Regions from separate parts of the Homo sapiens genome. Here region 1 is linked to region 2. A link is a loop called in an ENCODE intact Hi-C map of the cell type or tissue named here. Cell type or tissue: ascending aorta. All regions are shown on one strand. Each heading gives the region's core, and the rest is flanking DNA. Links, peaks and the distances in the headings are about the cores only.

Region 1 (16,192 bases), core at 5,922-8,421, 150 kb after region 2:
ACCAGGGCACTGGTGGAGGGAGGGGCGTCTGCCATTACTGAAGCATGAGTAGGCAGTTTTCCTTTCACAGTGTAAACAAAGCCACCTGGAAGTTCAGACTGTGCAGAGCCCACTGCAGGGTGGCATAGTCACTGTAGCCAGACTGCCTCTCTAGATTCCTCCTCTCTGGGCAGGGCATCTCTGAAAGAAAAGCAGCAACCCGGTCAGGCACTTGTAGATAAAACTCCCATCTCCCTGGGACAGAGCACCTGAGGGAAGGGATGGCTGTGAGCGCAGCTTCCAGACTCAAGCATCCCTGCCTGCTGAATCTGAAAAGAGCAGTGGATCTCCCAGAACAGCACTTCAGCTCTGCTAAGGGATGTAGTGTCTCCTCAGGTGGGTCCCTGACTCCCATGCCTCCTGACTGGGAGACACCTCCCAGCAGGTGTGGACAGACACCTCATACAGAAGAGCTCCAGCTGGCATCTGGTGGGTGCCCCTGTGGGACAAATCTTCCAGAGGAAGAAGCAGGCAGGAATCTTTGCTGTTCTGCAGCATCTGCTGGTGATACCCAGGAAAACGGGGTCTGGAGTGGACCTCCAGCAAACTCCAGCTGACCTGCAGAAGAGAGGCCTGACTGTTGGAAGAAAAACTAACAAACAGAAAGCAATAATATCAACATCAACAATGAGTATGCCCACACAAAAACTCCATCCAAAGGTCACCAGCATCAAAGATCAAAGTGAGATAAATCCATGAAGATGAGAAAAAAAAAGCACAAAAATGTTGAAAATTCCAAAAACCAGAATGCCTCTTCTCCCCCTAAGGATCACAACTCCTCACCAGCAATGGAACAAAACTGGATGGAGAATGTGTTTGATGAATTGAAATAAGTAGGCTTCAGAAGGTGAGTAACAAAAAACTCCGAGCTAAAGAAGCATGTTCTAACCCGATACAAGGAAGCTAAGAACTTTGATAAAAGGTTACAGGAACTGGCAACTAGAATAAGCAGTTTAAAAAGAATATAAATGACCTGATGTGGCAAAAACAGAGCACAAGAACTTTGTGAAGCATACACAAGTATCAATAGCCAAATTGATCAAGCAGAAGAAAGAATATCAGATATTGAAGATCAACTTAATGAAATAAAGCATGAAGACAAGATTAGAGAAAAAAGAATGAAAAGGAACAAACAAAGCCTCCAAGAAATATGAGATTACATGAAAAGACCAAACCTATGATTGACTGGTGTACCTGAAAGTGACAGGGAGAATGGAACCAAGTTGGAAAACACAGTTCAAAATATTATCCAGGAGAACTTCCCCAACCTAGCAAGGCAGGCCAACATTCAAATTCAGGAAATAGAGAACACAACTAATATACTCCTCAAAAAGATCAACCCTAAGGCACATAATTGTCAGATTCATCAAAGTTGAAGTGAAGGAAAAAATGTTGAGGGAAGCCAGAGAAAAGTTCAGGTTACCCACAAAGGGAAGCCCATTGGACTAATAGTGAATGTCTCTGCTGAAACCCTACAAATCAGAAGTTAGTGGGGGCCAATATTCAACATTCTTAAAGAAAAGAATTTTCAACACAGAATTTCATATCCAGCCAAACTAAGCTTCATAAGTGAAGGAGAAATAAAATCGTTTACAGACAAGCAAATACTGAGGGATTTTGTCTCCACCAGGCCTGCCCTAAAAGAGCTCCTGAGGGAAACATTAAATATAAAAACAAACAAACAAACAAACCAAAAACCAGTACCAGCAACTGCAAAAAACACACCAAAATATAAAGACCAATGACACTATGAAACAACTGCATCAACTAATGTGCAAAATAATCAGCTAGCATCATGATGACAAGATCAAATTCACCCATAACAATATTAACTTTAAATGTAAATGGGCTAAATGCCCCAATTAAAGACAGAGACTGGTTAATTGGATAAAGAGTCAAGACCCATTGGTGTGCTGTATTCAGGAGACCCATCTCACGTGCAAAGACACACATAGGCTCAAAACAAAGGGATGGAGGAATATTTACCAAGCAAATAGAAAGAAAAAAAAGCAGGGGTTGCAATCCTAGTCTCTGATAAAACATACTTTAAACAAGCAAAGGTCAAAAAGGACAAAGAAGGGCATTACATAATGGTAAAGGGATCAATGTAACAAGAAGAGCTAACTATCCTAAATATATATGCACCCAATACAACAGCACCAAGATTCATAAAGCAAGTTCTTAGAAACCTACAAAGATACTTAAGACTCCCAGACAATAATAGTGGGAGAATTTAACACCTCACTGTTAATATTAGACAGATCAACGAGACAGAATTTTTTTTTTTTTTGAGATGCAGTCTTGCTCTGTCACCCATGTTGGAGTGCAGTGGTGCGATCTCAGCTCACTGCAACATTTGCCTCCTGGGTTCAAGTGATTCTCCTGCTTCAGCCTCCTGAGTAGCTTGGATTACAGGTGTGTACCACCACACCAGGCTAATTTTTGTATTTTCAGTAGAGACAAGGTTTCACCATGTTGGTCAGGCTGGCCTCGAACACCTGACCTCATGATCCACCAGCCTCAGCCTTCCAAAGTGCTGGGTTTACAGGCATGAGCCACTGCACCCAGCCTAGAAAATTAACAGCAATATTCAGGACTTGAACTCAGCTCTGGACCAAGTGGACCTAATAGACATCTACAACACTCTCCATCCCAAAGCAACAGAATATGCTTTCTTGTCAGCACCATGTAGCACTTATTCTAAAATTGACCACATAATTGGAAGTAAAACTCTCCCCAGCAAATGCAAAATAATGGAAATCAAAAGAGACAGTGTCTCAGACCACAGTGCAATCAAATTAGAACTCAGGATTAAGAAACTCCATCAAAACCACACAACACACACACCACACAACAATTAAGGCAGAAATAAATAAGTTCTTTGAAACCAATGAGAACAAAGACATAATGTACCAGAATCTCTGCAACATAGCTAAAGCAGTGTTTAGAGGGAAATTTAGGGCACTAAATGCCCACATGAGAAAGTGGGAAAGATCTAAAATCAACAACTTAATATCACAAAAGAACTAGAGAAGCAAGAGCAAACACATTCAAAAGCTGGCAGAGGACAAAATATAACTAAGATCAAAGTAAACTGAAAGTGCTAGAGTCACGAAAAACTATTCGAAACTTCAATGAATATTTGTTTTTTTTTGAAAAGATTAACAAAATACGTAGACTGCTAGCCAGACTAATAAAAAAGAAAAGAGAGAAGAATCAAATAGACAAAATAAAAAATGATAAAAATAAAAACTGATCCCATGTAAATAAAATCTTCTATCAGAGAATATTATAAACACCTCTACATAAATAAACTAGAAAATCTCAAAGAAATGGATAAATTCCTGGACACATACAACCTCCCAAGACTAATCCAGGAGGAATTCGAATCCCCGAATAGACCAATTACAAGTTCTGCAACTGAGGCAGTAATTGATAGCCTACCAACCAAAAACGCCCAGGACCAGATGGAGTCACAGACGAATTCTACCAGAGGTACAAAGAGGAGCTGGTACCATTCTTTCTGAAACTATTCCAAACAATAGAAAAAGAGAGACTCCTCCTTAACTCAATTTATGAGGCCAGCATTATCCTGATACTAAAACCTGGAAGAGACACAACAAAAAAAGAAAATTTCAGGCCAATACCGCCTGATGAACATCGAAGTGAATATCCTCAATAAAATACTGGCAAACCACATCTAGCAGCATATCAAAAACGTATCCCCCAAGATCAAGTCAGCTTCATCCGTGGGATGCAAGGTTGGTTTAATATATGCAAATCAATAAACATAATCCATCATATACACAGAACCAATGACAAAAATCACTTGATTATCTCAATAGATGCAGAAAAAACCTTCCATAAAATTCAACACCCTTCATGCTAAAAACACTCAATAAACTAGGTATTGATGCACATATCTCAAAATAATAAGAGGTTCAGGATGTTGAAGCTGCAGTGAGCCATGGTTGCACCACTGTAATTCAGCTTGAGTGACAGAGGGGATCCTGTCTCAAAAAAAGGAAGAGGCAGAAAAAACTTCAGGGTTTTGAGCCTGGCAAATTGGTGATTCATCTACCAAAGATAATAAAGTAACTTGGGTGTTTTAGACCACATCTCCTCCTAGCATACAAACCGTCTTTTAAATGTGTCCAAGGCTAAAAAATGATGACATGATACAAATGATGTCTTTGAGCTGTGGAAATATATAGGATCCATAGGTGAAAATGATGAACCTATGAGAGAAATGAGTGTGCAAACCTAGATGAAACAAGGCAGCTTGATTACAGCAGAAAAGGATGGAGAGGATAATTAGGACACCTGGATTTGGACCACAAACTTGGTTTGTTACTGGGCAACTTTTTCTCTCTCTTTGTCCCAGTATTCTTATCTAAGAATGAGAATACTCATTTGGACAACTAATACTTGGTTGAGTAGATGCTCTGTGGCACACTGAGCTATGGAAAACGCTGTCAGGGGCTATTGAGGTAGAGATGCAGGGAGGAAAAGCAGCCAGGTCTATTGACTACTCCTCTGTTTTATCTAAATCAATCAGAAAACTACCTGGTATTTGGGTGTCTGCCAGTTCAGATCCTTTGTGACTCTGCTTGCCTGGCGACAGCACTGGGGAACTCTGCTCACCTTTCTTTATAGTCTATTGAAGAATTTTTGGTGGTTCCTTGAGTGATATGGGTGTCACAAGGATGAGTAAAAATTAAAGGGAGAGAGTTGTAGCCTGTGGCATTGGGAGTTTTCTCTTAGTGACAATACAGAGTGCGAATGATGACTCCTCAGGCTTGGAGGTTGGGTTGGAGGAACTTCTGCTGTGCTGATTATTGAACATTGGTCCTTTCCAATTGGGCCAATCTCAAATATTGCTAATATTTTCCACTTGTTTAGTCTTGGCTTGCAGGCTTAAATGTTGCAGAACTATCAGGCTTTAGTTAGCATGTCAGGGCTGCCCTATCTATCCATAGGAATAGAGCAACACATATGGGCTACCACATATAATGGTCTTTTGAGTTGACAGTCAATTCATCAGTGTGATTTTATCATGCCAGGCTGTCTTAAACTGTTACCAGTTCCTTTTCTCTAGTTGCTTGTGAAAAATAGGGGATAGGTAGGTCAAGAATCAGGAATAATAATTCCTTACCTCTGTATTCTACATTGTGTCTTACATAGTGTTCTTTAATCCAGGCTCTCAGCTGAGTTTCACAAGAATCCTGTGGAGTTTATAGGGCTTGGATTGTTACTCTCATGTGAGAGATAAAGACTCTATCTCTTTATCCTGTAACGTTTGTTTCAAGCTTCACCTCCTTTATGATAATTTCATCCACATACTTGATCCTGTCACTGCTCACCAACCACAGTACTTAAACTCTATATTCTGTGTGTAGCCACTTATTATTTTTTTATACTCTATTGTAGATATTTGTGTACCCTAAAAAAGCCATCATCATCTCTAACATAGCTCCGTAACTAGTTTCCTTGCTCCAACTCTTATTGCCCTCCCTACTACAGTCTATTTTGAAGACAGAAACTAGTTTGCTTCTTTGAGAAACAAGTCAGATGATGTCACTTCCTGTGAGCTAAACCTTGTAATAGTTCCCAATCTCACTCAGAATAAAATCTGAAGTCTTAACAGTGGCTTACAGGGCCTTTTCATGTTCTTTAGCCTGACTGGTATCTGTCTGACTTCCTCTCTTATTACTCCCCTTGCTAGCTCTGCTCCAACTACATTAGCCTCTTTGTTTTTTCTGGAATACATCTAGTACATTCTTTCTCAAGGCTTCTGTACTTTCTGTTCCTTCTGCTTAAATTATCTTTTCCCAATATCTACAGGGCTGGCTCTCTCACTTCTCTTATGTCTCTAATCAATGTAACTTTATAAAAGGTGTCTTTTTTTATTACTGTATGTAAGATAGTTAGATATACCTTAGCACTCCCTTTTCTTCTTGCTCTGTGATATGGTTTGGCTGTGTCTCCACCAAAATTTCATCATGGATTGTAGTTCCGATAATCCCCATGTATCAAGGGATTTACCTGGTTAGAAGTAATTGAATCATGAGGGCAGTTATCCCCATGCTGCTGTTCTCATGATAGTGAGTTCTCTAATATCTGACGGTTTTATAAGGGGCTTTCCCCCCTTTTGCTGGGCACTTCTCCTAGCTGCTGCCATGTGAAGAAGGACCTGTTTGCTTATCCTTTGACCATGATTGCAGGTTTCCTGAGGCCTCCCCAGCCATGCTGAACTATGAGTCAATTAAACATCTTTTCTGTGTCAATTACCCAGTCTCAGATATGTCTTTACTAGTAGCACGAGGATGGAATAATACATTAAATTGGCACCAGGAGTGGGGTGCTGCTGTAAAGATACCTGAAAATGTGAAAGTGACTTTGGAACTGAGTAGCAGGCAGAGATTGGAATAATTTGGAGGGCTCATAAGAAGATAGAAAAATGTGGGAAAGTTTGGAACTTCGTAGAGACTTGGGGGGCTCAGAAGACAGGAAGATGTGGGAAAGTTTGGAACTTCCTAGAGACTTAAATGGCTTTAACCAAAATGCTGATAGTGATATGGATAATAAGATACAGGCTGAGGTGGTTCAGATGGAGATGAGGAATTTGTTGGGAACTGGAGTAAAGATCACTCTTGCTATGCAAACAGATTGGTGGCATTTTCCCCCTGCCTCAGAGATCTGTGAAACTTGGAACTTGAGAGAGATGATTTAGGGTATCTGGCAGAAGAAATTTCTAAGTGGCAAAGCATTCAAGAGCAAGAAGAGAAGAAAAGTTTGGAAAATTTGCAGCCTGGTGATACAATAGAAAAGAAAAACCCATTTTCTGGGTAGAAATTCAAGCCAGTTGCAGAAATTTGCATAAGTAATGAGGAGCCAAATGTTAATCACCAAGACAATGGGGAAAATGTCTCCAGGGCATGTCAGAGACCTTCATGTCAGCTCCTCCCGTCACAGGCCCTGTGGCCTAGGAGGAAAAAATGGTTTAATGGGCCAGGCCCAGGACATCCCTGCTCTATACAGCCTTAGGACATGATGTTCTGCATACCAGCTGCTTCAGCTCCAGCTGTGGCTAAAAGGGGCCAATGTACAGCTCAGGCTGTTGCTTCAGAGGGTGCAAGCCACAAGCCTTGGTGGCTTACATGTGGTGTTGGGCCTGTGAGTGCACAGAAGTCAAGAATTGAGGTTTGGGAACCTCTGCCCCAGTTTCAGAGGATGTACAGAAATGCCTGGATCTCCAAGCAGAAGTTTGCTACAGGGTGAAGTCCTTATGGAGGACGTATGCTAGGGCAGTGCAGAAGGGAAATGTGGGATTGGAGACCCCACACAGAGTCCCCACTGGGGCACTGCCTAGTAGAGCTATGAGAAGAGGGCCACCATCCTCCAGACTCCAGAATGGTAAATCCACTGACAACTTGCATTGTGCATCCAGAAAGGCCAAAGACACTCAATGCCAGCCTGTGAAGGCAGCTAGGAGGGGGGATTTACTCTGCAAAGCCACAGGGGTGGTATGGCCCAAGGCTGTGGGAGCCCACCTCTCACATCAGCATGACCTGGATGTGAGACATGGATTCAAGGGAAATCATTTGAGAGCTTCAAGATTTGACTTCCCTGCTGGATTTTGGACTTGCATGAGGCCTTTATCTCCTTTGTTTTGGCCAATTTTATTCCATTTAGAATGGGCGTATTTGCCCAATGTTTGTACTCCCACTCTATCTAGGAAGTCACTAACTTGCTTTTGATTTTACATCTTTGATTTTAACTTGCTTTTGATCTCATCAGCCCTAGGCTCATAGGCAGAAGAGACTTGCCTTGTCTCAGGTGGGACTTTGGAGTCTGGCTTTTGAGTTAATGCCAGAATGAGTTAAGGCCTTGGGGGACTGTTGGGAAGGCATGATTGTGTTTTGAAATATGAGGACATGAGATTTGGGAGGGGCTGGGGTGGAATGATATAGTTTGGCTGTGTCCACACCCAAATGTCATCATGAATTGTAGTTCCCATAATTCCCATGTGTCGTGGGAGGGACCCAGTGGGAGGTAATTGAATCATGTGGCCATTATCCCCATGCTGCTGTTCTCATGATAGTGAGTGAGTTCTCATGAGATCTGATGGTTAAATAAAGGGCTTTTCCCCCTTTAGCTTGGTTCTTCTCCTTGCTGCCACCATGTGAAGGACATGTTTGCTTCCCCTTCCACTACAATTGTAAGTTTCCTGAAGCCTCCATAGCCATGCTGAACTGTGAGTCAATTAAACCTCTTTCCTTTATAAATTACCCAGTCTCAAGCATGTCTTTATTAGCAATGTGAGAACGGACTAATTCACTCTGCTTTTTTTGTTTTCCATTGCATTCACTGACATATTATGATTTTGCTTGTTTATTTGATTATAGTCTACCTTTCCTTACTAGAACATAAGCACTTGAGAATAAGGACTTTGTTTTGTTCAAGGTTACATTTTGAGTCTCCAGAACAGTGTTTGACATATAGTAGACATTCAGAAATTCTGTTGGAAAAATAAACAACTCCATAAAATACTTGAGGACAAGCACTGTTCAATGTCCCCTATTCATGTTCCTCATGCTAAACACACTTGCCTTAATCAAACAATGGAACTTAAAACAGAAAGACCCCTTAGAGACCTTGGAGTCTGCCTTCCTCAGTTAATAGATAGTAAAGCTGGATGGAAGCGTATTGCCCAGGGTCATACAGAAAGTTGTTGGCAGAGTCAGAATAAGAATCCAAATCATCTAACTCTAGCTCCACAACTTTTTCTATGCCATGCTAGACTCACAAATTAGTCTTATTTCCCAACTACAGGGCACAGGTAAGGCATTGTTAATCTGGAGAAGTAAGCGCTGGGAAAATTAATGTGGAGGTGGGAGGTTTTTGCTTTCCCACAAACAAGAGTTTCTCTGAACATTTTCTCTGGTTTTGGAGTGCAATAACAACTGTAATAAATATCACACAAACACTTGACCTCTTAAATCATAAAAAACATCATCACTCAATAAATCAATTAACAAGTCTTTTTAAGTACCTAACATGTGCCTAAACCTGTGCTACTTGCCTAGGAAGCTCTGAAGATGTTCAGCCCTGTTTCTTGGTCTGTAGGAGCAATCTAACAATGGAGGTAAGGCTCACCAGCCTGAAACAAGCATATACCAAATTGTGAGATACAGACAATAAACACTGTTGAGAAGAGTGGGAAACCATAAGAGGCTGACAAAGAAGTACCAGAAGACATTATGTGGGAAAGGAGACATCTTTGCACCTATTTCACAGGGTATTCCTGTCAGTGCTTTTTGTCTTCTTTCATTCAGAAGTGTTCATTTGCATCCATGGACCTGACCCTATCTCCATGTTTCTCTAGGGAAGGGTGATGCATTTGATGCAGTTACCAGGTCTCTTCCTTTCTCTTCCCCACACCCCACAATGAGATCTACGCTCAGTTCAATACATGTTTACTGAGCACCCCGTGGATACTAGGAACTGAGCAAGGGGCTTGGAATTTAAAGAAAACAAGATGAATAAGGTATGGTCATTTATTTCGAGTAGGTCAGAGTCTAATAGGACAGATATACACAGAGGTTTACAACATAATTTAGTATTTTTAGGAAAATTAGTTTATTTATATTCATCTTTATTTAAAAATGGATTTAAAGTGTCAAATACAGCAAGTTCTGCTTATGAGAAAAAATTGTTATCAGAACCCAGATGAGAGATGGAATGATGCAGAGAGTCAACGAAAACTTCTCAGACTAGGTGATATTTAAATTGAACTTAGATGATAATTAGAAATTTTCTAGAAACTCAGGAGTTGAGGGTGTGGGCAGAGGGAGGCATTCTAGATGAATGAAACAGTACACAAAGGTGGGAATTGCCTACCTGCCTGGGAAATTGCTAGTTGTTCTGTGCCTGAAGCCGGAATAAAAAATGCCTGCATGATCACCACTATAAGTTCCTCCCATGCCCATCAGAAATTGCTAATCAGGCATAATCTTTCTTCCCAATAAGCCTGGATATGACTTAGAATCATTCAAAACAGAGAACCGCAAATGGCTATTTGTAGTCAATTTGAATTGATCCATAAGATGAAACATATTTACCATCCTTGGCTGATCTGTAATGCCTTTAAAGTTACAGATTTTCAGGAAATAGAATCTGGTTGAGAATCTATGTCTTTAACAAACTATCCCCACCCCCTTGACCATGATTCTGATGTAGTGAGTTCATGGGCCTGTATTTTGTAGCTACTATGGTGTATCATGTTGCTGAATTTAGATTTTTCTCCTATGACCAGAAATGTTAAATCAGGGTAGGGTAAGTATTTTAGAAAGCTGTACTTGGCAATAACGTGGAGTATAGGCTGGAGGAATGAAAGACCGGTGGCAGAGAAACTGCTTAGTATGTAACTATAATGTTTCAGGCAAGAGATGACAGGTACCTAGGAGGAGAAGATAAATTGGAGAGACATTAACTGAGAGAGATGATAGAAAAGTAGTAATTGCCAGAAGCCAAGTGCTTTCAGAAGAACATGAAAGAAGGAGAAACAATTTGTAGGTGAAAGAAGGAATTTGGTATATAAGGAAAAATTTATAAAGGTAGAATTTGAGCCAGGCCTTGAAAGATAGTTAGCACTTGACATTAGGAAAAGTGTAGAAGGCCATTTAAGACCTCTGTACCAGCAAGAGGAATGATCTAAAGGTAGAAAAGTCATAAGGCATGTATGAAGAGCAATGAGTAGTTCGATTTGGCAGGCTTGGTTTGGCATTCAAAGGTGACATTTTTGCTATCATCATCTCTGTTCCTAGATGACTTCTTTCACTATCCAGCTTGCAGGTGCTCAGGAAACATAAATTGGTGTTAATATTAACTAAAGTGTGGCTCTCATCTGCAAGAACACCGTTCTAGAGTTGATTCTAAGAGGCTTTTGGTTTCTGTGCAGTTCTGGGTTGTTCCTACTGCCATTTGCCCACCTTGAACACTGCTGAAGGAGGTGGACTAAGGAAGGATAAAAGTTGTTTATTATTTAATGGAGGAAGCAGAATAGGTTTATTGCCACAAAAAAACTCCACAGGGAACATCCAGTATGTGAAATGGCAATCTCTGCAAAGCTCTGAAGGAATCCCCACTTATCCCTAGGCAAAAATAATTATGGAAAAAAACCCTCCTTCAATTAAGTTATGTTATAAATACACTTTTTCACAAGACATTACATTCACAAAGTACATTTATAATTGTCTTTATTGTGAGGGTGAAGAAACTAAGGTTCAAAGAGCTTACAGGCTTTGAGAAAGGACAATTGGCAAGTAATTCACTAAGATAGGCTCAAATCAACGTATTCTACCACCATCTCCAAATCCCACATGTTTCTATGGCAGGAGGAGGTATCAAGTACCAATTGGCATCAAATCTACCTCACTATTTTAAGGGAGACTTGACAATAATTAATTTCAAGAAACACTTTCTGAGCATTTATTCTGTTTTCGGTATATGGTAGGCCCACAGAATGCAGAGACTGAGACAACAAAATTCTTGTCCTCAAGGGCTCACAGTCTAGCGGGCAACACAGACACATATAGAAATAATCACAAGCCAATATGAGAAATGCTAATAGAAGAATGTGCTAAGTACTGTGAAAGTTCAGAAGAAGAGGAAATTATTGTACAGAAAGAAACTTGCTTTGAAGAAGGCCAAAGCCCTCTGTTAACACAATTAAATTCCTGTGATAGAATTGTAGGCTTGCAGATGGGACACAAAGGAGAGAATGGAATGGGTATGTTTTTGGGGCCTTCCTTAAAATACCATTGTACTACTCTGATTGGTTGCCAGCTTTGTGGTGGCCATGATTGTACTGCTACTCTCTGTCTGGGCTGGGTTCAGTGGGGCCCATGGTTTGTCTCAGCAACCTCTGCATTGATTTCTGCCAGGTCTGGTACAGGGTGTTGGATGCTGGAACAGCAGACTGGGTATTGCCATTTGTAGTTGTTCTGCCCATGCCTAGGGCTAAAATGGGACAAGTCTCTGGGCTGTCAGAATTTATAGTAAGAATGGGACCTATCTAGCATCATTCTGCCTGCCAGAGGAAAGAGAACTGAACTAACGTTGATTGAATGCTTAATGTTTCATTTTAGTTCAGAGCAACACACACTTATGGATGGTCTCCTGTGTGTTAGGCATTTTATAAGGCACCACAGTTTTACCTTATAGTGGGAAAAACATTAGGTAAAGAAGTATCTGTAAATAAATAACCCACAGTGATATACCATACAGTAAAGTTATATATAATGAGCTATGATACCCAAATAATGGAGCAATAAATTGTGTTTGGGGTTTAGAACATGCTTCAGTGGGGAATCAGCATTGGAACAGGGCTCTTATGGCTGAGTATACCAAGCATGGTGCTAGGTGCTTTAGGAAAGTAGCTTATTCAGGTTGCTTTGGTTGCAAATTACAGAAAACTCAAACTGATCAGAACAAAACAGAGGAATATTGGCTCATGTAACAGAAAAGTCCAGCGGTTGGACAGGTTTCAAGTATGGTTCAGTCATGACTCTGGCACCTTTCCTCTGTGATTCTCTTGATTCTGCCCTGCTTTGTATGTTGTCCTTGTTCTCAGGCTGAATTCCCTCAGGGTAATAAGAGAGAAACCAGTGGCAATTGGGGCTGATACTTTCTCTTTTATATTCAGTGAGATAAAAGACACTGCTTATCACACCAGAAAATAAAAGTGAACCTTGGGGATACAGAAAAACTAAAATTTAGAGTAAAATTATACTAACCATGGGGGATCTCCCAGGAATTAGTTCAAAAGCAGTTGAACGGTTGAAATAGCTTGGTGGGAATCCCAATTTCAGCTTCTGTTTCATATTTATTTAATTCTTAGTTTTAAATGGCATCCCTTTTATATACATTTTATAGTATATGTATTGATTAAGAGACAAATAAATTTTGGATTTCTAGACTAGTAATACTATTTCCGTAACACAAACATCACTTGTCCTATCAAGGCATTCTTTACAGCCTGCATATTCAATGAGCATGGTGTGCAAAGCTAATTATGGGAAAGCAGTATTATGAATGTTTTAGGAGTACAGTCCCTGGAGTCTACCATATCTATGTTTTCATCTCTGCTTTGCCATCATTTAGATGTGTACATTGGACAAATTACTTTATCTTTTGGAGCTTTAGTTTCTTTATCTACAAAATGCAAACAATATTAAGACCTACCTCATAATGTTGGAGAATTACATGAGTAATCCATGTAATCCATATAGCAAATATTCCCAAAGTTTCTTGGTTCACTGTGCCCTTAGTGTTTTCGTATTTTTTTCACAGCATCCCTAAGCCAAAAGAAATATAGAAATATACAACAGCTCTGTTTATTGAGTAATTAGGTGGAAAAAGCTTAATAGTAGTAGTTCACAGGCATCCAACAGATGTTAATATGTTTCCCTCAAAAATTTAAAATATCTTGCAGTACCTCTGCAAATTGCTTATGGCACGCTGGGGTGCCTTGGTGACAAGTTTGGGAATAGAACATTGCCAGGCATGTAGGTGGGGTTAATTATGGGGTATTTATTACTATTATTGTGAAATGTCTATGATTATTATTAGAGGGGACCTGTGTACTGAAGAGATAGCTTATAGTTTGAATCAGATGTTGACTATCTCTGATGAAGGATGTCTTTCTGTTTGATAGTAATCCTTTCTAGTCCCAGGTATCTTCTAAGTCAGTAACAACTCGTCCCAGTTTGGGAGAGGGGAATATTTTCTATGGATACAGACAAGACAATTTCATTCCCAAGGCAGTACCATTTTCTAGCTTTGCCACCATCAAAATTTTCCCACCTTCCTAATTGCACTCATTAGCCTAAAGTTGCTCTTTCAGAAGAAACTTCGGTATGTTCAATAAAAAATTCTTCCCTTTGTCTCTGCCTGGCCTTTCCCACTGTGCTTTTCTTTACCCATCCTTCTCTTCCTCTCTCCATGTTCCTCTCAGTCAGTTTCTGAAACCTGGCCCCTGACCTCTCATGATGAAGGGAGGCTGGCTACTTAATTCAAGAAGAATAATTCATTGGACTCTGTTTTGAGTCTTACCTTGGCCTGTGAACCAGCAAGAACAGTGGGTACTGATAGTTCATTCCTGCACACCTCCTTCCTTTCTCCTAAGGAAACAGAGAGAAGCAATTTCAACAGTGACTCCAGAAGGTGGCCTGTTGTCTTTGGCACCCTTGAGAGGCTGAGGGGATTGGAGGTGGGGGATGTGCTGAATCTCTAACTCTTAGCAATTGAGGCCAAAAGATCTTTGACTTTTTCCTAGAGGCTAGAGGTGACTTCAGTTCTTTTTGGTTGTTTAGACTCACCAAAGGGAAATCTGATGTCTGAGGAATGAGAAGGAATAAAATAGCAAACCTGTCCATGCACTGTTGACTCTGGGCCTCCTTGGTGCTGCCCGGCAAAGGTTGGGAGCAGCTGGCTGGCTTTCAGCTCTGGCCGGCGACATTTGCTTTGGCCATTGTGGGGAAAGAGCACTTTGTGGAAAGCCAGCCTTCCCAGCCAAGGGCCTATTTTCATCCTGAGTCTGTTGAGTCCAGCCTGAAGGCTGGGTCCAACATCAACAGAGGCCATGGAAAATGGGACTGGATACCTGGCAATCAGAACTGTGGGCTTTGTCTTTCTGACCATGACATTCATCCCTGAGCCTATGAAAGCAGGAATGATGGGGAGCCAGAGACTTTGTGGCATTAGGGCCAGAAAGAGCTATATGCTCTTTGTGTAGTCATTGTAGCCCAGGCCTGGCTGGGATACATCACTAGACCTCACCTCTTCACAGCCTACTTAGTTGAGAAAGGTGAGTGTGTAACGAGAGCAGACACAGCTCCCAAAGTGCCTGAGGTTCCCTAAGTGGGGCCTCCCTACACTGAGAGACCACTAAATCATTGGATCAATATCCTTCCCAACTAGCCAGATCCCATGGGAACACGGAAAAGTCTCAGTTATAATTCTTTTCCTCTGGGGTCTCAAGGTTTTTCTGGGGAAACAGGCCATTTTCACAAAGAGATACTTTCAATATTAGTAAGGGTATAAGTTAGGACCATGTGAGTGGTACAAAGAAGTCCTGAAGGAGTTCAGAGGAGGGCAAGAACCCTGCGGGAGGTATGGTTGAATTGGGTCCTGAAAATGAGTAGGAATCAGAGAAAGATGTGACAAGATGTTCTTATCACATCTCTTATGCCTTCTAAAGCAGAAATCCTTTGAAATTGACCCAATATACATCTTTCATTTACTGTAGGAGCCTGACCTCCAACCAGATTGCGTTCAGACTAGGGTAGCTGTATTGAGATGGTTTTGAACCTGAGTGACCAGAATGACCTGAACTTCTCAAACCAGTGCAACTTGTGTAGAACCAAGATAGAACTAGAATGATATCTAGAAGCATGAATCATCCTCATCAGGTCCTGCTTTTACCCTGTCAATCGACCCTATCACAACCTGAAACTCAATAGTGGCTCTTCTCTTGCTTTCAGGATGGCCAAGAAAATGTATTTTGTGCTCAAGGTCTTTAACAGTCTGACCCAAACCTTCACTTCCAGCTGTTCTTTATTCTTAGAGACTCCCTCTCTCCACACAAGCTAAATCTCTTCCTTATCCCTTGGAGACCATGGGAAATGACTTGAAGTTATTCAAGGTCTTGGAGGACCTTGGCACACATCTCCTTCCTCCCTTTGAGGATTTGGGATTCTCTGTGAGGTCTCTTAACTCTCTGTCATATATCTACTATCCCCATTACATTCTTACTTAAGCAGAGTCCTGTTGAAAACTGCTATTTTGTTGCTTTAGATCTGTGGTCAGCAAACTTACTCTGGAAAGGGCCACATAGTAAAATACTTTGGGCTTTGAGAGCCATAATGTCTACTACCACTCAACTACTACTACTAAACTCTGCTGTGGTAGCAAGAAAGCAGCCATAGATAATATGTAAATGAATGAGCATGGCTGTATTCCAACAAAACTTTATTCATGGACTGAAATTTCAATTTCATAAAATTTTTTATGTCACAAAATGTTATTCTTTTTTTATTTTTTCAACTATTTAAAAATGTAAAAACCATTCTTAGCTCATGTTCTCTAC
Region 2 (16,192 bases), core at 6,565-9,064:
TACTTCCAAGATACAATGGGGTTACAGGTATTGGGTAAATACTTCCATTCCAAAATGGAGAAATCCACCAAAAGAATGAGGCTACAGGCCCTATGCAAGGCTGAAACCCAACAGGGCAGTCATTAAATCTTAACACTCCAAAACAATATCCTTTGACACCTTGTCACACATCCAGAGCACACTGTTGGCAGGGGTGGGCTCCCAAGATCTTGAGGCTTTGCAGGATTCAACCCCCACCATTACTCTCATGAGCTGGAATTGAGTGCCTGTGGCTTTTCCAGGAGCAGAGTGGAAGTTGTCAGTGGATCTACTGTTTTGGAGTCTGGAGGATGGCGGCCCTCTTCTCATAGCTTCACTATGCAGTGTCCCAGTGGGAACTCTGTGTGGGGGCTTCAACCCCTCTGCACTTCCCTAGTAGAGGTTCTGCATAATGGCTCTGCCCCTGTAGCAGCCTTCTGCCTGGACAATAGGGATTTTTCATACATCCTCTGAAACCTAGGTGGAGGATTCCAAGCCTCCACTCTTGCATTCCATGTACCTGCAGGATTAACACCACGTGAAAACTACCAAGGCTTATAACTTGCACCCTCTGGAGCAGTGGCATGAGCTGTATCTGGCTCCCTTTGAGCCACAACTAGAGTTGGAGCAGCTGGGATACAGGGAGCAGTGTCTTGAGACAGGCTCTCGGCCTGGCCTAAGAAACCATTCAATTGTCCTAGGCCTCTGGGCCTGTGATGGGAAGGACTGCCACAATGGTCTCTTAAATGCCTTTGAGGCCTTTTCCCCATTGTATTGTCTATTGGCACGTGGCTCTTATTTACTTATACAAATTTCTGGAGCCTGCTTGAATTCCTCCCCTGAAAATGGGCTTTTATTTTCTACTACATGGCTAGGCTGCAAATTTTCCAAGTTTTTATGCTCTACTTCCCCTTTAACTGTATATTTGACTTTAGGTCATTTCTTTGCTCATACATATGAGATAGGCTGTGAGAAGCAGCCAGGCCACTTCTTGAATTTTTTGTTGCTTAGAAATTTCGTCCTCCAGATACCCTAAATCATCACTCTCAAGTTCTAAGTTCTACAGATCCCTAGGGCAGAGGCACAATTCAGTCAAGTAATTTGCTAAGACATAACAAAAGTGACCCTTGCTCCAGATCATAATACATTCCTCATGTTCATCTGAGTCCTTTTTATTTTTAGCCTGGCCTTCTCTGTCCATATCACTATCAGCATTTTGGTAACAACTATTCAACTAGTCTGTAGGAAGTTCCAAACTTTTCCTCATCTTTCTGTTTTCTTCTGAGCCCTCTATTCTCTTCCAAACTCTGCTTGTTACCTAGTTCCAAAGTTGCTTCCACATTTTCAGGTATCTTTATAGCAATGTCCTACTCCTTCATACCAATTTTCTGTATTAGTCTGTTGTTACACTGCTATAAAGAAATACGTGAGACTGGGTAATTTATAGAGAAAAGAGGTTTAATTGGTTCATGGTTCTGCAGACTGTACAGGAAGCATGATGCTAGCATCTGCTTGGCTTCTGGGGAGGCATCAGAAATTTACTATTATGGTGGAAGGTAAAGGGTGTGAATGCATGTCACATGACTGGACTAGGAACGAATAAGATGGAGGGGGGAGGTGTTACACACTTTTAAATGACCAGATATCACCAGGACTGTACCAAGGGAGATAGTGCTAAACCATTCATGAGAAACCATCCCCAATGATCCAATCCCCAGTCCCCACCTCCAATATTGGGGATTACAACTTGACATGAGATTTGGTAGGGATGCAGATCCAAATCATATCAGTGCCTGAGAAACACTGTTCAACAAATGTTACCTCCTAACATTATTGTACAAAATGTTTACTTCCAACAAGCTTTTCCATCTGCTAGCCTCAAAAGCCGTTTTTTTTCTTTCCCTTTGACTCTGTCATAATCTTCACTGATCAAATTGCTATCTGTTTTTGTGGTTGCCTCTGAGGGTGATGGACCAGTCAGGACTGACTGGAAAGGGGAGATTTCTGTGATGATGATAAGATTCTATGTTTTGATAGGTGTTTGGGCTACATAGGTAAATGCATTTGTCAGAGTTTAGCAAATGTTCCCTTAATGTTTGTGATATAAATGTATGTACATTTACCTAAAAAAAACTGTACATGTACATTAAATTTTAGTTAATGATATGCATGGAGAAGTGTTTGTTGGTGAAGTGTACTAATGTCTGTTACTTTCTTTGAAGTGCAACAGAAAATAAAATAGCTTAAAGAATGGATAGAGAAATGGATAGATATATGATGAAGCAAATGTAGTAGAATCTAGATGGTGGGTAGGCCGGGCACAGTAGCTTATATCTGTAATCCCAGCACTTTTGTAGTTAGAGGTGGGCAGATCACCTGAGGGCAGGAGCTCCAGACCAGCCTGGCCAACATGGCAAAACCCCGTCTCTAGTAAAAAATACAAAAATTAGCTGGGCATGGTGGCAGGCACCTGTAATCCCAGCTGCTCAGGAGGCTGAGGCAGGGAGACTTGCTTGAACCCAGGAGGCAGAGGTTGCAGTAAGCCAAGATCATGCCACTGCACTCCAGCCTGGGTGACACAGTGAGACTCCGTCTCAGAAAGATAAAAAAATTATCTAGGTGGTGGGTATACTGGTGTTCACTATATAATTCTTTATATTTTGCTATATGCAGGATAATCTTCAAGGGTTTGTGACCTGTGGAGTCATGCAGGGCCCCATGCACAGAAGGGCATTGTGCTTGGTTTAATGCTCTGTTGTCATGTTTTCGAAGTTCTTAATAATTTCATCTTTGAACTTGTGTTAAAAATCCAATAGGACAATGGAGTATGCACATAAGCAGAGTAGATACACATAATATGTATCTACTATTCCTTGCCACCCCAGGTATATATAGTGTTTGTAATGCTCCATGAGTGAGGAATTCCAGTACACCTACAATGTGTGGGAGTTCAGCAAGGCTCAAACTGAGTGCAAGGTAAGTGATTTATGTGTAAAACCAAGTGGGAGTACTGACAACCTTAAGAGGCTATACTTTCCTTTTAAATCAGAACTTCCTTTGAATGCAAAAAAAGCAATTATGTTCTAAGAAACACGAATGACCAAGGAACTCTATCGTATTCTATTTTACTCATGCTACTTCCCTATATTAGCCAACTACTATTGCTAAATATGATGATTTAAAAGGAAAGGGAAAGATAGGGCCACCCGTAGTAGTTACTCCTTTCAGTCCTTTCATCAGTGAACTGAAAGTAGAGACTGTTGGTAGAATGTGGACATATCAAAAAGTGAAATAGAAAATACTTGAATTAGCTTTGTGCAGCATTTCCATTCTTCTGGTAAGCAGAAAATACATATGCATGTATAAGCTATGAAATACAAATTGTGTAATTTTGGTGACTGTGAATATGAGTTAAATCCTTTTTGAGATAGGATCTTGCTCTATCTCCCAGGCTGGAGTGCAGTGGTGCAATCATGGCTCACTGCAGCCTTGACCTCTGAGGCAAAAGTGATTCTTCTACCTAAGCCTCCTGAGTAGCTGGGTCCAGAGGTGTGCACCACCACACTTGGCTGATTTTTATTTATATATATTTTGTAGAGACAGGGTCTTTTAATGTTGCCCAGTCTGGTCTCAAACCCCTGGGCTCAAGTGATCCTCCTGCCTTGGTCTCTCAAAGTGTTGAGATTACAGGTATAAGCCACTGTGCCTGGCCTAAATGTTCTTATATTTGCAGTTAAATCCAACATTGCATAATATAAAAATGAACAGTAAAGTTCATACTAATAATTTCAATTTTTAATTATTCCTTATATAGAACAACATTAAATAGCAAGTAGAAGATACCATGGTGAGAGAGAGAAAGAGAAAGATATATATGTAAGAGAGACAGAGCATGTGAATGCACCAACGAATGAAAACACTTTTTACGTTAACAGTACTTTCTCCCTGCTTTTTCAAAGAGAGGTCCCACATTTTCATTTTGCACTAGGCCCCACAAATTATGTAGCTGTCTCTGGCTGTATGTTTGACATTTTTCATAATATACTTTTGGGTAATGTCTTACCTGTTCTTTAAATACTCACACAACACCCTATGAAGTTTTTTCTTGACATTTCATATCAAACCACTAATTTTTAAGCCCTTTAGTGATTAGTAGAAAGGTCAGCTTTGTTATTACATGGCTGTGTAACTATTGAGAATGCTTTATCTCTCTCTAGGTTTGTGTCTTTACTTGTACAATGAAGAGGTTGGATGAGATGGTTCTTTCTTAAGTTCCTTCAGATTGGGACACTGTGATTCTCTCATTTATATAATTTAAAGACCTTTTCCATCTACAGCTGAGTGACATTGGTTATGTGTAAACGTCATGTCCTTTTATGGATGTGAGTTTTTGCAAAATGAACCTCCTGCTTTGTATATTTCTACTCTCTATGAAATTTTGCACATAGTAGGTACACAATAACTGTTGTGTGGATAAATAAAGAAGTGAGTGAATGTGGTGACTATTATTTGTATTTTACCACACAGTGGCTTCAGAATCAACCATTTGCTCCTCTTTCATTGTAAAAAGGTTTTGTGCCAAGCCTATGCTGTAGAAAGTCCAAACAAGATAGAAAGCGTGGCTGATACTGCCCTGAGACATCAGCTAGCCTTTTGAGACCACTCTCTTTATATTGCCTAGGAAAGATTTTTCTCTTTTTCCAACCTCCTGCCTAAGGTCCTTGGATTCACAGCTCCCATCCTCAGGGAGAGATAGGTCTGCCCTGCCTCACTATGCTCAGGGGTGTGTGCCCAGCTCAGAGGCCCATAAAGGAATTGGGAAAATGGCCAGGGTTCCTCATGTGGGTTAAAGGCTCAGCCCCACAAGAGGCCATTAAAACTTCCCATCTATACTTGAGCCTTTTGTTTCCCACACCCTCTGGAAGGGTGGAGTAGGATGTGGAGTCAGGAGGATGGCTTTGTGAAATCCAACATCTTGAGGCAGTGAGCCATAAATACCGACAGAAAAGTAGCCTGGGCCTTTGTAGGACCTGGGATGTCTGTTTCCTTGCCACTGGCCAGCACACATTGGTGGCATTATAAACCAGGCTAGGTTCACTCCCTCCAGAGCCCACTGTCCAGCCCTAGTTTCCACTTTCATAGGCTCTACTCATCATTTCTCAATGAATCAGGCAGAATTTTTCCATGTGGGCTCGGTATTGGTTTCCCCAAATGACCCTTAAAAAGTTCAGATTTGAGTCCACAGATCTGTCTGAGCAGGAGGCGGACCTCATACATCATTGAACACTCATCTCAGAAGGTCGAGGCCTTGGCATGGTTGAGTGTTGATGTGTTTATGGATGGAAAATATTGGTTTTGCATTCTATCAGTAACCCTCACAGAGGTGATATTGGGATTTAGGGATCTAATCATTTGGAAAATGCTTGATTGTAGCCAGTTCTAGACTCATTTATATTTTGGAAAGTGAGGATAATGACCTGTACCTCAGATGGCTGCTCTTCTGCAATCTTGTTGGACGGAGTTTGGGAGTGATCAAACTGGCAAAGTCAGCAGAGTGAGGTGATGGGAAGGCAATTTAAGGAAGAGACTCAACAAACGATCAGAAGCAATAGTGGAAAGAGCACTGGATTGGGAGTCAGCAGACTGAGGCTCTGGTTCTGGCTCTATTATGCTCTTACTTGTTTGCTGTATAGCCTTTGGCAGATTATTTTCTCTCTCAGAGTTTCAGTTCCCTCATGTATAAAATGAAGAGATGGCCCTTGATGGTCCCTAAGGATCTTCCCAGCTCTAATTTGTAACACTTGGGAGGATACTTACCCTCCTTTAGTTGGGTTAAGATCATGAAGTCTGGAGCCAGGCTGCCTGGGTTTATGTCTTGGACTTACCCTTTCCTGACTGAGTGACCTTAAACAAACTAACCACTCTATGCTTCACTACCTTCAACTGTAAAATGGGAATAGTAACAGTACTTGCCTTATAGGATTTTAATAAAGATTAATTGTTTCAATTTACCTGAAGCCCTTAGAATATTACCTGACACATATTAAGTGCTAATAAATATTAGGTAATATTATTTTTTATAGGACCCTTCCCTGGGTTATCCTGAGGAAACCAGGTTACAGTATCTGGGATTTCAGGATATAGCCTTTACCTTCTCTCTGAGAAAAAAGACTGCCTAATGGTTGACTTCCTAGACCTCCTGACACATACCTCAACTACCTTTGGAGAAGGTCAGCTTCTGCTCACCCATGGTATGGTACTCTGGGGCTACTGTATATGAGTCCTCAAACTGGACCTCTTTAGAAAACAGCTATTCTAGGATTTGGTCTTGTTTCTCCAACTTGGAAGGTCTGTTCATCTTCCCATATGTGCTTCTCTACCTTCTAGCTAGCTTTTACCTTCTCCAGCTGACATGGTCAGTTTTGGGGTGGAGATAAGACAGTCATGGCAGAAAGGAGAACAGTAGCTCTCTAATCTCTGATTGTCCTGTGAGGATTTGTTTCCATGAAGAGTTTCTATGCCTCTGGGATATCTTTGTAATCAATCCATGTCTCTGGATTTCTACTTTTCCAGGGACATGTCTGGTCAATTCTAACAAATGAATAAATGAATACTTGTAGTCCTGCAAAGTAACATTTGAGCTTGTACTTGGGTCATAATAATGTAGAATGTTTTAGTCATAAGGGGCCTTTGAGATGAACTTATCTATTTCCCTCCTTCTATAGTATATTGAGGAAACTGAAACCCAGAAATGGGAAGGGACTTTCCCAATATCATGCATATTAGTTGGGGCTAGAAGCTAGGTAACTTAATGCCTACTTGTAGGCCCTTTCCCATATATAAATTTGCCTCTGGGGCATTTTTGCAGGCACATTTTCCTTAACCAAAAGGAGTGTAGATGAGTGAGTGAATATGTTTTAGGATAGAGAGGCCTTTTGGTTCTGCTCAAAATTCCTGGTAGGCAGTTGCATGCACTTCTTTTAAACCGGGCCAGCCTTGCTGATACTTAAAGAATTCTAAGAGAGCTAGAATTTCAGAGCTCTGTATCTTCAACTGTAGTACCATTGTTGGGTGGGGCCAGGAGGATAAGCATTGCAGCTGGATTGCCTCTGTGTCTCCAGGGCCTGGGAGGAGCTTGTCACTCTGGAGTAATACAAAAGGCTCTCAGCATTTGCTTTGAGGTGCTTGGTCACATCTTGCAAAGACAATGAAGAGATATGAATAGAATTGATGGAAGAGTGAATCAGGGGTCAGTGTCTGGTTTGCTCGGCAGCCAGTCCATGGGAGTGGCAGAGCAATGAGAACAAAGCACAGTGTGAACTCCTGGCCAAAAATATAACCTAATAAATAGAGGTTTTGCACCCCAGAGAGCACAGTGGAGTTTCTGGCAGGATTGGGTAGTAGTCATTCTGAACAAACAAGATCTTAATTTATGTCTAAGCAGAGCAAGATTAGAAACCTGCTTCACATTCCTCCTAGAGAGTTTCTGAAAATCAGCCAAGTGAATTTCCTCCATTTGGAGGCAGAGCAGAGAAGTCATGCACAGGGATTTCCAAACATAGTTCCCAGGCCACTGCACTGGTAGTCCCAGTCATGAGCCTCTAGGTACCACCATCTGGTGCCAACTTGCAATGCCAAGACACTGGTAGCAACAGTGGTATCTTGACAAACACCAAGATGTAGATGGCTTAGTTGGAGCTTTGTATATCTATTTCAATAGCTGACTGACTTTGCAATCTGCTTTACCAGAAGATCTTAAACTTATTTTTTCTTGCCTATATTCCCTTCCTATCTAGAACAGTCTTCTATTTATTATCTGTTATGCTGTCTTTTTTACTCTATTCAGTTGTTTCCTGAAAACTTATCACTTTCACTTTCACAGAAGATTTAATCTAAATGAAAGACAATAAAAGAATAACCATGAAGGATTCTTAATTTTGAAGCTGGCAGATTACCAAAGAATATGTAATATATCCTTTTGAGGCACCAACTCTCTTTCAGCTACCATTTGTACTCTGATGACCCTTGATTCTATATCCCATCCTCATGCCCAAGTTACAAATTAATATCAAGTTGTCTGCCACTCAGATGTATCACAGGTACCATGAACCTAACATGACCAAGGTGGAACTTACCATATTACCCCTTCAACATCATTCTACTCCTGAGTTTCAGTTTTACTTGGTGGCACCACTACTTACCAGCGACCTAACCTAGAAACTATGGAGTCATCCTTGAATCACCTTCTTTCCTTTCCTGTTAGACCCAAATCCATCATCAAGTCCTACTGATTTTTATCTCCTAAATATATTTCAAATCTGTCCACTTAATTTTGTTTCTACTGCCTTAATTCAAGCCCTCATTACTTCATATCCAAACAACTGCTTCCTGATGTCCCTGTCTCCAATCTGGGCCCCTTCCACTTCATCCTCCACACTGCCAAAATAATTTTAAAATATAAATCTGATTATGGTACTCGAGGTGCTTAAGGCCCTACAATGGCTACTGATATGATTTGGCTCTGTGTCCCCAACCCACAATTGTTGAATTGTAATCCTCATGTGTCAGGGGAGGGACTTGGTGGAAGGAGATTGGATCATGAGGGTGGATTTCCCCCATGCTGTTCTCATGATAGCGAGTGAGTTCTCATGAGATCTGATGGTTTAAAAGTTTGGCACTTCTCCCCTTGCTCTCTCTCTCCTGCTTCCATGTAAGACGTGCCTTGCTTCCCCTTCTGCCATGTTTGTAAATTTCCTGAGGCCTCCCCAGCCTTACAGAACTGTAAGTCAAACCTCTTTTCTTTATAAATTACCCAGTCTTAGGTAGTTCTTTATAGCAGTGTGAAAACAGACTAATACACCTGCCCATTGCCTTTAAAATAAATCTCAAATTCCTTTCAGGGCCCACAAGGCCTTATATGATTCTGTCCCTACTTATTTCAGAAGCCTTGTTTTTTGCCACCCCTTGGATTGCTCTTTATGCTCTAGCAACACTGATCTCTTTGAAGTACCCCACAGACACTGTTTTGTTTGTGTAACTGTTTGTGTTGCCTTCTTGAATTGGGTCTTCCCTACTTATTATTTTGTCTGGCTAACCTTTTATTACTTAACCCCAGAAGTCTTTCCAGACTGAGTGAGGTGGTACCCTTCTGTGATCTCATAGCATCCCATCACATTCCATATCATATCTCATTATCACACCCTATTATAATTATCTCTTCACCTGTGTTGCCCACTAGATTATACTGCTCTTGAAGAGACAGTGTGTAACTTATCTCTATCCTAGCACACTGTTTGGCATATAGTAAGTGCTCAATGGTTGCTTTCTGAGAGAATGAAAGGAGCAGGTATATATTTGACTATTCAGCTAGCCCTTTGACATCAAGTAATTTTTCACTCATTGACTCATTTTTCTCTCACAACAAGTCCATGGAGTTGGTTTTTGGGGACATTAATGCATATGCTGCTTTTATAGAACACTTATTGTGTGTTACTTTCCTGAAACTTTTTCTGGTAAGGACAGCAAATTTGATATTCCCCATTTTGAAAATGCAAAAACTGACCCTCAAAGATGTTACATAACTTGCCTCAGCTCATGCAACTAATTAATAATGGAGTGTAAATTTTGATTTATAAACTCATCCCAAGGGTCTTTCTCCTGCCTCCCACTGTTTCCAAATCATAGTCTTGAAACATTTGGGTTTCAAGGGAGATCCTTGGGATGACTGGGTTTCTCTTATACTTTGTTTATCTGCTGACTTAAAACATTGAAAAAATTATTTTATTTTATTTTTAGTTGACATATAACAATTGCACATATTCACAGGACACATAATGATGTTTCAATACATATAATGTATGGTGATGAGAAAAGAATAATTAGTGTATCCATCATCTTAAATATTTATCATATATATATAAAACTGTTAACTGTAGCCATCCTATGGTGGTATAGATTACAATAACTTATTTCTCCTAATAAAACCTCTCCCTATGCATTCCTTCCCCCTACTCTTCCTAACCCCTAGCATCCTTTGATCTACTTTTTAACTTCTCTGAGATCAACCTGTTTTTTTTTTTTTTTAAGCTTTCACATATGTGTGAAAACATGCAGTGCTTAATTTTCTTTTCCTGGCTTATTTTACTTAACATAATGCCCTCTAATTCCATTCATGTTGCATGAATGACAGGATTTCATTCTTTTTATGGCAAAATATTATTCCACTGTATATAAACAGATTTTCTTTATCCATTCATCTGTTGTTGGACATCTAGTTAGATTCCATGTCTTGTCTATTGTAAATAGTGCTGCAATAAACAAGGGTAGGGCAGCAGATATCTCCTCAATATCTCCATTTCCTTTCTTTTGGATAAATATTCTGTAGTGGGATTGCTGAATCATATGGTAGTTCTATGTGTAGTTTTGTGAGGAAGCTTCATATTGTTCTCCATAGTGGCTGTACTAGCTTACATTCCCACCAAGAGTCAATCAAATGTTTTTTTTCTCTGCATCTTTGGCAGCACTTGTTATTTTTTGTGTTTTTGATAATAGTGATTCTAACTGGGATGTAACAGTACCTCATTGTGGATTTGATTTGCATTTCTGTAATGATTAGTGATATTATTATCATCACTGTTAGTCATCATTAGTAATAACGATCATCAATTTTTAAAATATATTTCTAGGCCACTTGTATGTCTTCTTTTGAGAAATGTATGTTCAGATAATTTTCTCATTTTAAAATCAGATTTTTTTTTTTTTTTTTTTTTTGCTGTTGAGATATTTGAATGTCTTTTATATTCTGGGTATTGATCCCCTGCCAGATGAGTAGTTTGCAAATGTTTTCTCCCATTCTGTAGGTTGTATTTTCACTCTGTTGATTGTTTCTTTTGCTATGAAGGAGCTTTGCAGTTTGATATAATCCCATTTGTTTATTTTTACTTTGGTTGTCTGTGCTTTCGTGGTCTTATTCAAAAAGTATTTTTCCAGACCAATATCCTAGACTGTTTCCCCTGGGTTTTCTTCTAGTAGTTTTGTAGTCTTGGGTCTTACATTTATGTCTTTGATTCATTTTGAGTTGATTTTTCTATAGGATGAGAGGTGTGGGTCTAGTCTTATATTTCTACACATGGATACCTAGTTTGAAAGCACCATTTATTGAAGAGACTATTCTTTCCCCAATGAATGTTCTTGGCACTTTTGTAAAACACAAGTTGGCTGTAGATTCTTATATTAATTTCTGGGTTATTTCCTCTCTTTCATTGGTCTGTGTGTCTATTTTTATACCAGTACCATGCTGTGCTTGTTACTGTAGCTTTGCAGTACATTTTGAAACATGGTAGTGTGATAGCTCCAGCTTGTTCTTTTTGCTCAGGATGGCTTTGGCTATTCTGGGTCTTTTGTGGTTCCACAAAAATTTTTAGGATTTTTTTTCCTATTTCTGTGAAGAATGTCATTAGTATTTTGATAGAGATTACCTTGAATCCAGATTTCTTTGAGTAGTATGGTCATTTTAAAAATATAATTCTTGTGATCCATGAACATGGGATGTCTTTCCATTTGTTTATATCCTCTTTAATTTTTTTCATCAGTGTTTTATAGTTTTTCTTATAGAGATCTTTCACCTCCTTGGTTAAATTTATACTTAGGTATTTTATTTTTTGGTAGCTATTTGTAAATGGAATTTCTTTCTTGATTTACTTTTCAGCTACTTTTTTGTGTATGTGTAGAAATGCTGCTGAATTTGTAGATTGATTTTGTATCCTGCAACCTTATTACTAAATTTGTTTATAAGTTCTAAACGTTTTTTTGGTGAAATCTTTATGCTTTTCTATTTAAAACATCATGTCTGCAAACAGGGACAATTTTACGTCCTTCTTTACAATTTAAATGACCTTTGTTTCTTTCTCTTTTAAAGTGAAACTCACATAACATAAAATTAACCACTTCAATGTGTACAATTTAGTACATTTGTAACAGTGTGCAACTATCACCTCTATCTAGTTCTAAAACATCTTTATCACCCTAAAAGGAAATTCCATTCACATTAACCAATCACTCCCCATTCGTGCTATCCTCCTAACCACTTCTGATGACTTTTTCCTTCTGTCTCTATGGATTTACCTATTCTGAATATTTAATATAAATGTAATCATACAATATGTGACCTTTTTTGTATGATTTCTTTTATTTAACATCATTTTTCCAAGTTCATTTTTGTTATGGCATGTATCAGTATGTCATTCCTTTTTTGGCTGAATCATATTTTATTATATGGATATACCACATTTGGATTATCATCCATTTATCATTGGTGGACGTATTTGGTTTGTTTTCAACTTTGGACTATTGTGAATAGTGCTGCTATAAAACACAACACTACAGTACAATTTCTGTACAAGTTCTTGATTGAATACCTATTATCAATTCTTTTGGAAATATATCTACAAGCAGAATTGCTGAGTCACATGGTAGTTCTGTGTTTAACAGTTTGAGGAAATGCCACAATGCTTTCCATAGCAACTATGATATTTTAGATTTTGAGTAGCAATGTATGAGGGTTCTAATTATTCTACATTCTCACCAACACTTCATATTTGGTGGATGTGAAGTAGTATCACAATGTGGTTTTGATTTGCATTTTCCTGATGGCTAATAATGTTGAGCATCATTTCATGTGTTTATTGGTTCTTTGTATATCTTCTTTAGAGAAATATATGTTTAAGTCATTTGCTTATTTGTATCATTGGGTTTCTTTGTCTTCTTGTTATTGAATTGTAAACATTGTTTAAATATTTTGGGTACTACACCTTTATCAGAAATATGGTTTGCAAATAATTTTTCTCATTCTGTGGATTGTCTTTTCACTTTGTAATAGTGTTCTTTTATGTGTATATATTTTTTAATTTTGTAAAGATCCAATTGATCTATTTTTCTTTTGCTTTTTTTGTGCTTTTGCTGTCATAGCTAAGAATTCATCTCTAAATCTAAAGTCATGAACAGTTGCCCACTTTTTTATGGCAGTATGAGTGATAAAAAATGCATCCATTTAAGGTATAAAAGTTTTTTTGAAGATGGCAGATTAGAGGCATTGCTAGCTTACTTGTCTCACTTAGAAGAACAAAATAGTGTGTAGAGATTCACACTGTAAATGTTCTTTATTTCCAAGAAGTGACATGGGAACTAAACAGTAAAACTGAAGGAATCCACAGACCTTTTGAAGGAGCTGGCAGGCTGCAGACTACACTGTGCGTCAGGTGAAAGGCTATGAGTCCCCAAACTGTGAGAGGGAAAGACTGACTCTGGGATCTACAACCTCACTAGGGAGCTTGAAAGTTCAGGCTATGGGGGAAGGCCTTAACCCTACCCAGTGCAGGAACCAACTTGGGAAGAGTCATGGAATATAAAAGTAGGAGCAGTGGTGGGAAGACCCTTGTATGCACTTCCAATCACCGGTGCACACCAAAGGAAACCATTCTTTATTATTCCTCACAGGGGACCATGTGAAAGTCAGCCAAATAGTTCAGACAGTGGTTGTAGGTTGAAAGAAGTCCCCAACTGGGTTTCATAATGTAACCTCACGTGGGGATGAATTCCGTTTGCCAGGGCTGGGGGGGCCAGTGAAAAGCAAGCTGCATCCACGAGTGCAGGAACCAGGCACCTGGTTTTGTGGGTGAAGAGAAAGGGTATGGCTGGAAACCCATAATTGGTGTCTCTGCAGGGAAAGTTTATAACCTATGGCAGTTGCAATTTCTGAGTGCAGGCTGCCTGGAACTTAGTTTTCTGTTGCCAGTGGAATACTGTGGGAATGGATCTGCCTCACCAAGTGTGTGGGATCTATGTGGGTCTTACTGCCACCTGATACTCCCCATTCCCTGTGTGAACTTTTCTGTGCAGCAGAGGCAGCATCATTCTGCTCTGGATCATCAACCCAGAAGCTTTAGAACCCCCCTACCCCCAAACACCCACAGGGGCTGCTGCTTGCACTGCACATGGAGAGTGAAACCACAAACCCACCTGACCCAGTCCCCACCTTACTTTGCCCCACCACCAGCCCTGGTAGCTTAACACAAAAGACAGAAACTTTGGGGAGCTATAAGGCTCTCCCCATTGTCTGAAAAACCAGAGTACCCACCCTGGGCAACATAAGGGAAGAAAAATCCCACTGCTACTATTGTGCCTGTTGCTCTTTTGCAAGCACCATTTCCTGGCTGGAGGCCAACCAACACAATTTATTACGACATCTCTTGATAGAATAACACTGTGCCCAGGAAAGAGAAAATAGCTGTGTGACCTCAGCTATTACCACTGCCTGCACCACTCTGGCTAACCAGGAGGTCCTGAGTCTGTCCACATAACCAGTTCATTACTGCAATAGCTGCCATTTGAGAAAGCCAACATGCTAAGACTCTCATAACCCAGGAATACCACAGAGTCTATGTCATTTACCTTCCACTCTTATTAGATCTGGTGCTGCTACCCACTGCTGAGGGACTAAAAAAATCCTCAACAAAATACTAACTGATCCAACAACACATCAAAAAGAACACATCATGATAAAGTGAGTTTTATCCCAGAGATTCAGGGATGGTTTAACATACATAAATCAATAAATGTGATACATTGCATGAACAGAATTAAACACAAAAACCATATCATTATCTCAAGAGATGGAGAAAAAGCATTCCATAAAATTCAGCTTTCCTTTATGATAAAAACACTCAACAAACTAGGCATCAAAAGAACCTACCTCAAAATAATGTTATGTAAGACAAACACAGAGTCAACATCGTACTGAATGGGGAAAAGTTGAAAGTATTCCCCCTGAGAACAGGAACAAGGCAAGTTTTCCCACTTTTACCACTCCTATACAACATAATTCTGGAAGTCCTAGCCAGAGCAATTAGGCAAGGGAAAAAAATGAAGGGCGTCAAAATTGAAAAAGAGGAAGTCAAACTATCACTGATTGCAAATGATATGATTATATACCTAGAAAATCCTAAAGACTCCTCCAAAAGACTCTTAGATTTGATTTAAAAAATTCGAAGTATCAGGTTACAAAATCAATGTACACAAATGAGTAGCACTGCTATACACTAACAACAGTCATGCTGAGAATTAAATCAAGAACTCAATCCCTTTTACAACGGCTGCAAGAAAACCCTAGGAATATACTTAACCAAGGAGGTGACAGATATCTACAAAAAGAACTACAAAACACTGCTGAAAGAAATTATAGATAACACAAACAAATGGAAGCATATTACATATTCATGGATTGGAAGAATCAATATTGTGAAAATGACCAGATGGCTGAAAGTAATTTACAGATTTAATGCAATTCCCATCAAAATATGAATATCATTTTTTACTGAATTAGAAAAAGCAATTCTGAAATTTATATGGAATAAAAAGGGCCCAAATAGCCAAAGTAATCCTAAGCAAAAAGAACAATTCAGGGAACATTGCATTGCCACACTTAAAATTATACAACAAGGCTATAGTCACAAAAACAGCATGGTACTGTTATAAAAGTAGATACATAGACCAAATGGACCAGAATAGAGAATCCAGAAGTAAACCAAATATGTGCAACCAACTGATCATTGGCAAGGCATAAAAAATATAATTGGAGAATGGATACCCTATTTAATAAATGGTGCTGGGAAAACTGGAAAGCCACATGTAGAAGAATGAAACTGGATTTTATCTCTCACCTTATACAAAAATCAATGCAAGATGGTTCAAAGACTTAAATATAATACATGAAACCATAACAATTCTACAACACAACATTGGAAAAACTCTTCTAGACATAAGCTTACACAAATAATTCAGGACTAAGATCCTTAAAGCAAGTGCAACAAAACAAAAATAAATAAATGGGACCTAATTAAACTAAAAAGGTTTCTGCACAGTTAAATAATAATAATACCAGAGTAAACAGACAACCCACAGAATGGGAGAAAATATTTGCAATCTATGCATCCAGCAAAGGACTAATATCTAGACTCTACAAGGAACCCAAAGAAATTCACAAGAATAAAACCCAAATAATCCCATCAAAAAGTGGGCAAATGACATGAATAGACATTTCTAAAAAGAAGATATACAAATGGCCAACAGTCATATGGAAAAATGCTCAACATTTCTAATCATCAGAAAAATGCCAATT

Evidence for each region. A loop is a pair of places that touch in the nucleus more often than their neighbours do. Peaks named below come from ENCODE experiments on the same cell type or tissue, not always from the same donor. Only the 100,000 strongest peaks of a DNase experiment are listed, where the experiment ranks them.
Region 1: it touches region 2 in a loop (2.6-fold over the local background); 2 of 110 quality-filtered maps call a loop at or near these places.

The regions. Positions count from the first base shown.
Region 1 is chrX:77,015,710-77,031,901 of GRCh38, reverse strand. No RefSeq gene overlaps it. Among named protein-coding and RNA genes, the nearest start is that of MIR325HG, 9.3 kb to the right of the region's middle. In ascending aorta, for the core only: no CTCF peak of the experiment used is centred there; no DNase peak of the experiment used is centred there; H3K27ac peaks cover 371 bases.
Region 2 is chrX:77,166,295-77,182,486 of GRCh38, reverse strand. No RefSeq gene overlaps it. Among named protein-coding and RNA genes, the nearest start is that of MIR325HG, 160 kb to the right of the region's middle. In ascending aorta, for the core only: no CTCF peak of the experiment used is centred there; a DNase peak (open chromatin) is centred at 7,606; H3K27ac peaks cover 1,284 bases.